3 separate regions of the Homo sapiens genome follow, and regions 1 and 3 are each linked to region 2. Evidence: read pairs that join two places in POLR2A ChIA-PET (ENCODE). Cell type or tissue: PC-9. All regions are shown on one strand.

Region 1 (2,500 bases), 130 kb after region 2:
TTGGGGGATTACTTTTCATTGCGACCCTTGTTGGAAACATCAGCACACTGGAGTCCAGTTGCAGTTCGCCTTGTGGCTTTGTTTAAATCCTCATTGGGAATATGAGTTCTCATTGTCCTCAGGGACTCAGGCTGCGGGTGTGCTAACCTCCCTGGTGAGAAAGTGGCTTTTTAGACAAACTTCTTTTCATTTGCATCTCTCCTCAAAGCAGAATGCAGAAAGCGGCAGCACTGGGAGCGTGTGGGGAGGGACGGGGCAGCCGGCGGAGGCTGAGCCAACATGCCGTGGTTCAGGCCCACACCTCGTGGAAGGCAGAAGGCGAGTGCTGACATTCCATAGCAGGCCGGGTTGGGGAAGGGGCGGTCTGCTGCCTGCTGCCTGCTGAGCGTGACTGTGCAGCTGTTGTAAGTCTTTGTGATTCTGATGTGTGGTGATCTGAGAAATTTCCCATCCTGGGTTAACACTTTCTTTATTATAAACAGAAATTAATTCATGAGGGATGGCGCAACCAGGCTGGGGCGCAGACCAAGGGCAGTGCACTGGGCTGTGATGACTGCATCCTGCTCAGGTTGTGGGACATGGGGTTAAAACACTGTCACGGCAAAGACACTGGCCTTTTACCTGAGTACAGGATAGTAGCCCTTTGTCCTCTAAGATGCTCTGTCCCTGGGGCCAGCAAACACCTCCCAAGGGAGAGGAGAGAAAGAACCCCGAGTAGAGCCAGCCGAGTAGAGCCAGCCGAGGGCAGATAGGTCTTGTAGGGCTGTGGGAGCCACTGCAACCCTGGGAGCTTCCTGTCAGCTCAAGCCCAGTGCCCAGAGTGTCCAAGTGCCACCTGGATGCCCTGCAGTGTCCACTGTGCTGGGTTCTCAAGGTTTTTCTCTGGGGGGGGTCTGCGGGGAACCTGGAGCTGCTGGGTAGGAGGTGGGCTTGTGGCTCAGCTGTGTCCAGTGGCTGGCTGTGGAGCGCCTCCTCTGCTCCAGTAATATTTTCATGGGCAAGAAAGACCACTACTTTCTTGGCCACCGCTTCCTGGAGCTTGTGTTCCTGGAAGCCAGCCATAAATAAGCCGGCCATAAACGAGGGTAAACAGGTGCCTGAGTAAACACACCAGAGCAAATGAGTCATATGGGCCGGCAGAGATGAACCTGGGGCCATGGCGGGTGTAGGGGTTGGGTGGGGAGAGGATGTCCTCTGAAAAGGTGACATTTAAGCTGAAACTGGAATGACAAGAAGGCCCCAGCTCTGCAGGCAGAGCGGAAGGCTCAGAGCTTAGAATCACGTAGGTCATGGAAAGCATTGGATTTCGTGTTAGGGACAATGAGAAACTGGTGACAGATTTTAAGTAGGGGAATAAAGAGATCTAATTACACATTTGCGAGATGTTCTGAGAGCTGTGGGGACGGCTGGGACATGTACCTGGAAGCAGGGCAGCCAAAGGGAGAGGCAGTGATGACGGGTGGTATGGAGGCTGCAGAATCTGGAGGACGTGCAGGCTCAGGGTGCATGGTGCGGGCGGGGCTGAGGGGGAGCGGGGCCTAGGATGATCTCAGGTATTCTAGCACCTGGATGGTGGTGGCACTATAGACATGAGCAGGGAAGGCCAAGGAAATAATCTGGGGCCATTGTGGCTGCAGCAAGTTTATGATGCCTGATGCCCGATGCCCATCAGACCTGTCTGAGGGGAGATGTCCCAGCCACAGCTGAAGTGTGAGACAAAGCCCCTGCTTCAGAGGACAGCAGGGGAGTGTTTCCTAAGCAGGCGTGACCAGACGGTGTTTCTAAGATGGAAACCTGGGCATTTAATTTTTTGTGTGTGGTTTCATTTTTAACATTAACTAATGGTTACCTTATTTTTGGATGTTGGATCACATCTGGCAGTATTGCTTTAAAAGCTTTTGATTTGTAGAATTGTAAGAACTAATCATGGGATTTTTTTTTTTTTTTTTTTTCTTTTTGAGACAAGGTCTAGTAGCTCTGTCACCCAGGCTGGAGTGCAGTGGTGCAGTCATGGCCCATTACAGCTTTTACCTTCCAGGCTCACACAATCCTCCTACCTCAGCCTCCTGAGTAGCTGGGACTACAGATGTGTGCCTCCATGCCTGGCTAACTTTTTAATTTTTTGTAGAGACAGGTTCTTGCCATGTTACCTAGACTGGTTTTGAACTTCTAAGCTCTAGCAGTCCTCCCACTGTGGCCTGCCAAAGTGCTGGGATTACAGGCATGAGGCACCACACGCAGCCAGAAAATTTCAGCATATTCAAAACTAGTATTACACATCTTCGTGTACTCATTACCCAGCCTCAGGGCTGGCATTTTGAAGCAAATCCCAGGTACTGTACCACTTCATCTTTCAATATTTTATTAATAGTATGTGACTGTAAAATATAAGGCCAGGTGTTGTAGCTCACACCTGTAATCCCAGCACTTTGGGAAGCCAAGGCAGGAGAATCACTTGAACCCAGGAGTTGGAAAGCAGCCTGGGCAGCACAGTGAGATC
Region 2 (2,500 bases):
GATTCGCCTTCCTCGGCCTCCCAAAGTGCTGGGATTACAGGCATGAGCCACTGCGTCTGGCCTAGAGTGGAGTAGTGTTTAATCCTTACCTGTAAAGATTTATGGCATTTGAAGCATATGTGCTCAATCTAATGCTTTAAAACTAAATGAATTTCTTTCATTCACTTCCTAGCAAGAGTGCCAGCCATGGCTTCTCTCTCTCACTGCCTTGCCTGTGTTCTGGCATACCCTGGGAGCAAACTGGAAGTGGAAGTCTGGGGAAGAGGGACTTAGGTGCTAGATTGCTATGTCTGCTCATCATATATTGACCCGGCAGTTGCCACCTGATGAAGTGTGGTTGGCAGAATGAAACTGCCACTGACATCTGCTAGCTAATTCAGATGATGAGTAAGGTACCTCCAGGCTTTCCCCTGTTCTGTTTGTAGTGCAGTGGTGTACATATGTCTGTACATGTCCCTAAGAGACTCAGAGACAGGAGCTGGCCACTTGCTGATTGCCACTAGAGCTGTGGCATCATTGTGAGACTTCATTTCCATCCCACGGGGTCTCTTTCAACACCATCCTGTAAAGAATGATGAAGTAACCAGTGGCTGAAACTGTTCCCAAGGAAACCATGAGACCCTGAATGTAGTACTTGTCAAATTCTGTGTGTAGTCATGATCCGAGGAAGAGCGCCTATCCAGTGTTTGTTTTTCTTTCATTCAGTAAACATTTACTGAGGTGCAGCCTCAGCCACAGGCAAGGCACTGAGCTCTGCCTCCTTGACTAAGTCCTCACCCTGCCCTCAGCCATTCCCACCAGGTGCACCGTGGATGAAAGGAAGCACAAGACGAGTTTTGACACAGTGCTTCAGGAACCTTGTCTTACTTTGTTCAGGCTGCCGTCCCAAAACACAATAAGCTGAGTGACTTATAAATAACAGATTTGTTTCTCACAGTTCTGGAGATTGGGAAGTTCTAGATGAAAGCACTAGCAGCTTCAGTGTCTGGCGAGGGCTTGTTCCCCACAGATGGTGCCTTGTTGCTGAGTCCTCACATGGCAGCAGGGGTGAGGGATCTCCCCAGGGTTTCTCTTAGGAGCTAATCACCTCCTAACATCATCACATTGTGGTTTCGAGTTTCAACATAGGAATTTTGGGGTCACACAAACATTGTCTATAGTAAACCTCATAACTATATCCACATTACAATCCCATGTCTCAGAAGTTTTCAGCACTGATATGATAGTCACAGATGTCTCCCTTGATAGGTTAATGGTTCATGCTAGGGGCAGGGCCATGGTCACTGTTCTTATCGGTTGCGTTTGTTAGTGATAGGCAACTGAGAGGGACTTCATGCTAAGAAAGATGCTTAGTTTGGGAGTCACCTGGACAGAATGCAGGTAAAGAAGCAAATTGGGGCTGGGCATAGTGACTCATGCCTGTGATCCTAGCACTGTGGGAGACCAAGGAACGTGGATCACTTGAGCCTAGGAGTTTGAGCAACATAGTGAGACCCTATCTCTATTTAAAAAAAAAAAAAAGAAGCAGCAGCAAATTTGGGAGAAAAGATAATGGATGCTAAGTTCAGTTTTGCTCATAGAGTTGGGGTCACCTAGGCCTCTGGCTGAAAAGGAGGACCTTGAGCTCTGGAGAGAGCTGGGTAGGCACTCAGATAATGGAAGACATTATAGGAGGTGATGGTGGCAGTGTTTTTGCATCAGAGATCCACATGGCAATAAACTTCGGAGAATCAGTCTATAAGGCACATCTAGATCTAGGAATACTGGTTTTGAGAACTCCTTTTCTGAAAATATACGTAAATGATTTTACTGTTTCCTAGGAAATGAGAACAGAAGCCATTGCCAGACCTCTGGAAATAAACGAGACTGAAAAAGTGATGAGAATTGCAATAAAAGAGATTTTGGTAAGATGACTTTGCTTTTATATAATGTTTTTTATGCCTGGGATTCAAAAATACTGATTTCTTGCCCATACAAGACAGAACAAGCTAGGCTTAGTAACAAGGGATGTGTTAGTGGGGAAATGAAAAACTCAAGAGGACATTCGAGCTTACCTAGGTCACTTACTATCATTTTTTTCCCCTCGTTATAAATAAAAACAGCTTCTCATGTTATTAAAAATTGATCAGTTTCAGTAATTTGATAATTATCAGTTATTCAATAATTTTAATAAATAATGCTCTATTTTATTTTGTTTAACCAATTCCTCACTGCTTAGTATTTAAATGATTTCAGGGTTTTCTAAATTCCAGACAGCACTGTAATAAGTAGAAGGATCACTATTGTTTACTGCTCGCTCACATCAGTTATCCTCTCATCTAAAGCAGTCAGTTGGAAGGCAGATCATGAGGGTGACTCTAGACTCAGATTGCTTGGGTTTGAATTCCACTGTGTGATATTAGGCAAGTTACTTACCCTCTCTGTGCCTCATTTTCCTCATCTGTAAAATGGCAAGAACTGCATTCCCAACTGTGTGGGGTCCTTATAAACATGAATCACG
Region 3 (2,500 bases), 100 kb after region 2:
AGAGCAGCCCAAATGGACTAAGACATTCTAGTAGCACAATATAGAAAGAACTTTTACAACTCAATGAAAAGACAACTCAGAAAATGGGCATGGTAGAACTTGTCCTGTGAAGAAGCCAAGACCAAAAAAAAAAAAAAAAAATGGACATAGGACTTGAATAGACATTCCAAAGAGTGGCAGGTGCCAACAAGCACATGAAAAGATGATCAGCATCATGAATCGTTAGAGAAGTGCAAATTGAAACTGCAGTGAGATACCACTTCATGGCCAGTAGGACAGCCATTTCCTAAAAAAAAAAAAAAAAAAGTATTGGTGAGGATGTAAGGAAGTTAGAACTCTGATACATTGCTGGAGGGAATGTAAAATGGTACAGCTGCTGTGGGAAACAGTTTGAGGTTCCTGAACAAGTTAAAGATAAAATCATCATATGATTCAGCAATTCCGCTTCTAAGGATATGTCCCAAAAAATTGAAAAAGTGTTTAAGGGCCAGGCGCGGTGGCTCACGCCCGTAATCCCAGCACTTTGGGAGGCCAAGGCGGGCGGATTACCTCTGGTCAGGAGTTTGAGACCAGCTTGGCCAATATGGTGAAACCCCGTCTCTACTAAAACTATAAAAATTAGCCGGGCTTGGTGGTGGGTGCCTGAATCCCAACTACTCGGGAGGCTGAGGCAGGAGAATCACTTGAACCTGGGAGGCAGAGTTTATGGTGAGCTGAGATGGTGCCATTGCACTCCAGCCTGGGCAACAAGAATGAAACTCCGTCAAAAAGAAGAAATGCTCAAACAAAAACGTGTACACCTCATATTCAGTCTAAATGCCCTTCAGTGCATGAATGAACAAAATGTAGTATAGAATGGAATACATGTTACACTGAACATTTGCTTATTTCCGTTTTGTAATTTTTTTTTAGTGACAAGGTCTCATTTCTGTTGCCCAGGCTCGAGTACAGTGGCACAATCATGACTCATGGCAGCCTCAGACTGCCAGGGATCAAGTGATCTTTCTGATCTTCCCAACTTCCTTATCTTCCTGACTCAGCCTACCTGTAGCTAGAGCTAGAAGGGCCCCTGGGTAATTTTTTTTTTTTTGAGACGGGGTTACACTCTATCATCCAGAATGGAGTGCAGTGGGGCAATCTCAGCTCACTGCAACCTCCACATCCCAGGCTCAAGTGATCCTCCTGCCTCAGCCTCCCTAGTAGCTGGGACTGCAGGCATGTAAAACCACACCTGGCTAATTTTTTGTATTTTTAGTAGAGAAAGGGTTTTGCCATGTTGCCCAGGCTGATCTCAAACTCCTGCGCTCAAGTGATCTGCCCACCTTGGCCTCCCAAAGTGCTGGGATTACAGGCATGAGCCACAATGCCTGGCCTGTGGGTAATTTTCTTTCTTTCTTTTATTTTTTATTTTTTTTTGGAGACAGAGTCTCGCTCTGTCGCCCAGGCCGAAGTGCAGTGGTGTGATCTCAGCTTACTGCAAGCTCTGCCTCCCAGTTGCATGCCATTCTCCTGCCTCAGCCTCCCGAGTAGCTGGGGCTACAGGCTCCCGCCACCACGCCTAGCTCCATTTTTGTATTTTTAGTAGAGACAGGGTTTCACCGTGTTAGCCAGGATGGTCTCTATCTGCGGACCTTGTGATCTGCCCACCTCGGCCTCCCAAAGTGCTGGGATTACAGGCATGAGCCACTGTGCCTGGCCGCCTGTAGGTAATTAAAAAAAAAATTTTTTTTGTAGACACAGGTCTTGCTATGTTGCCCAGGATGATCTCAAATTCCTGGGCTCAAGTGGTTCTCCTGCCTTGGCCTCCCAAAGTGCTGGGATTATAGGTGTGAGCCACCACGCCTGGCCCTCAGTATTTTTAAAAATTCTAATTTCCATTTACAGCTCTACTAAATATTTCATCGAGTCAGCAGATTGGTTATAAATATAACGAAAATTCATATGTATGGCTTTTCTTTTTTTTTTTTTTTTGAGACAGAGTCTTGCTCTGTCACCTAGGCTGGAGTGCAGTGGCATAATCTCGCCTCACTGCAACCCCCGCCTCCGGGGTTCAAGTGATTCTCTTGCCTCAGCCTCCTGAGTAGCTGGGACTACGGGCATGCGCCATCACGCCTGGCCAATTTTTGTATTTTTAGTAGAGATGAGGTTTCACCATGTTGGCCAGGCTGGTGTTGAACTCCTGACCTCAAGTGATCCACCCGCATCGGCTTCCCAAAGCGCTGGGATTACAGGCATGAGCCACCTCGCCAGGCCTGTGTATGGCTTTTCTTTTAAAAAGTTTACATGTCATATTTACCACATTACATTCATTGAGTCACATCATTCATCACATCATTTAGTCACGTGACTGGGTAACAAGCATTTCAGAGATCAAAAGGCTTCGTATAATTAGTAAAGAAACCTTTTATTTATTTATTTAGAGACAGAGTACTCAGTGTGTCACCCAGGCTGGAGTGCAGCGTGGCCTGATCATAGCTCACTGTAACTTCGAGGCTGCAGT

What was found. Peaks named below come from ENCODE experiments on the same cell type or tissue, not always from the same donor. Only the 100,000 strongest peaks of a DNase experiment are listed, where the experiment ranks them.
Region 1: POLR2A ChIA-PET joins it to region 2 with 11 read pairs; 3 of 35 experiments call an interaction of 5 or more read pairs at or near these places.
Region 3: POLR2A ChIA-PET joins it to region 2 with 38 read pairs; 4 of 35 experiments call an interaction of 5 or more read pairs at or near these places.

The regions. Positions count from the first base shown.
Region 1 is chr16:3,645,331-3,647,830 of GRCh38, forward strand. It overlaps a transcript of DNASE1 not described here. Among named protein-coding and RNA genes, the nearest start is that of DNASE1, 8.1 kb to the right of the region's middle. RefSeq lists enhancers at 1-459, 460-1,213. In PC-9, no CTCF peak of the experiment used is centred here; a DNase peak (open chromatin) is centred at 1,151; H3K4me3 peaks cover 377 bases; H3K27ac peaks cover 1,145 bases.
Region 2 is chr16:3,513,688-3,516,187 of GRCh38, forward strand. CLUAP1 (clusterin associated protein 1) reads left to right here. Exons shown (of 12, transcript NM_015041.3): 6 at 1,821-1,904. Among named protein-coding and RNA genes, the nearest start is that of CLUAP1, 14 kb to the left of the region's middle. In PC-9, no CTCF peak of the experiment used is centred here; DNase peaks (open chromatin) are centred at 694 and 1,214; H3K27ac peaks cover 1,523 bases.
Region 3 is chr16:3,617,963-3,620,462 of GRCh38, forward strand. It overlaps a transcript of DNASE1 not described here. Among named protein-coding and RNA genes, the nearest start is that of SLX4, 7.6 kb to the left of the region's middle. In PC-9, no CTCF peak of the experiment used is centred here; a DNase peak (open chromatin) is centred at 989; H3K27ac peaks cover 1,420 bases.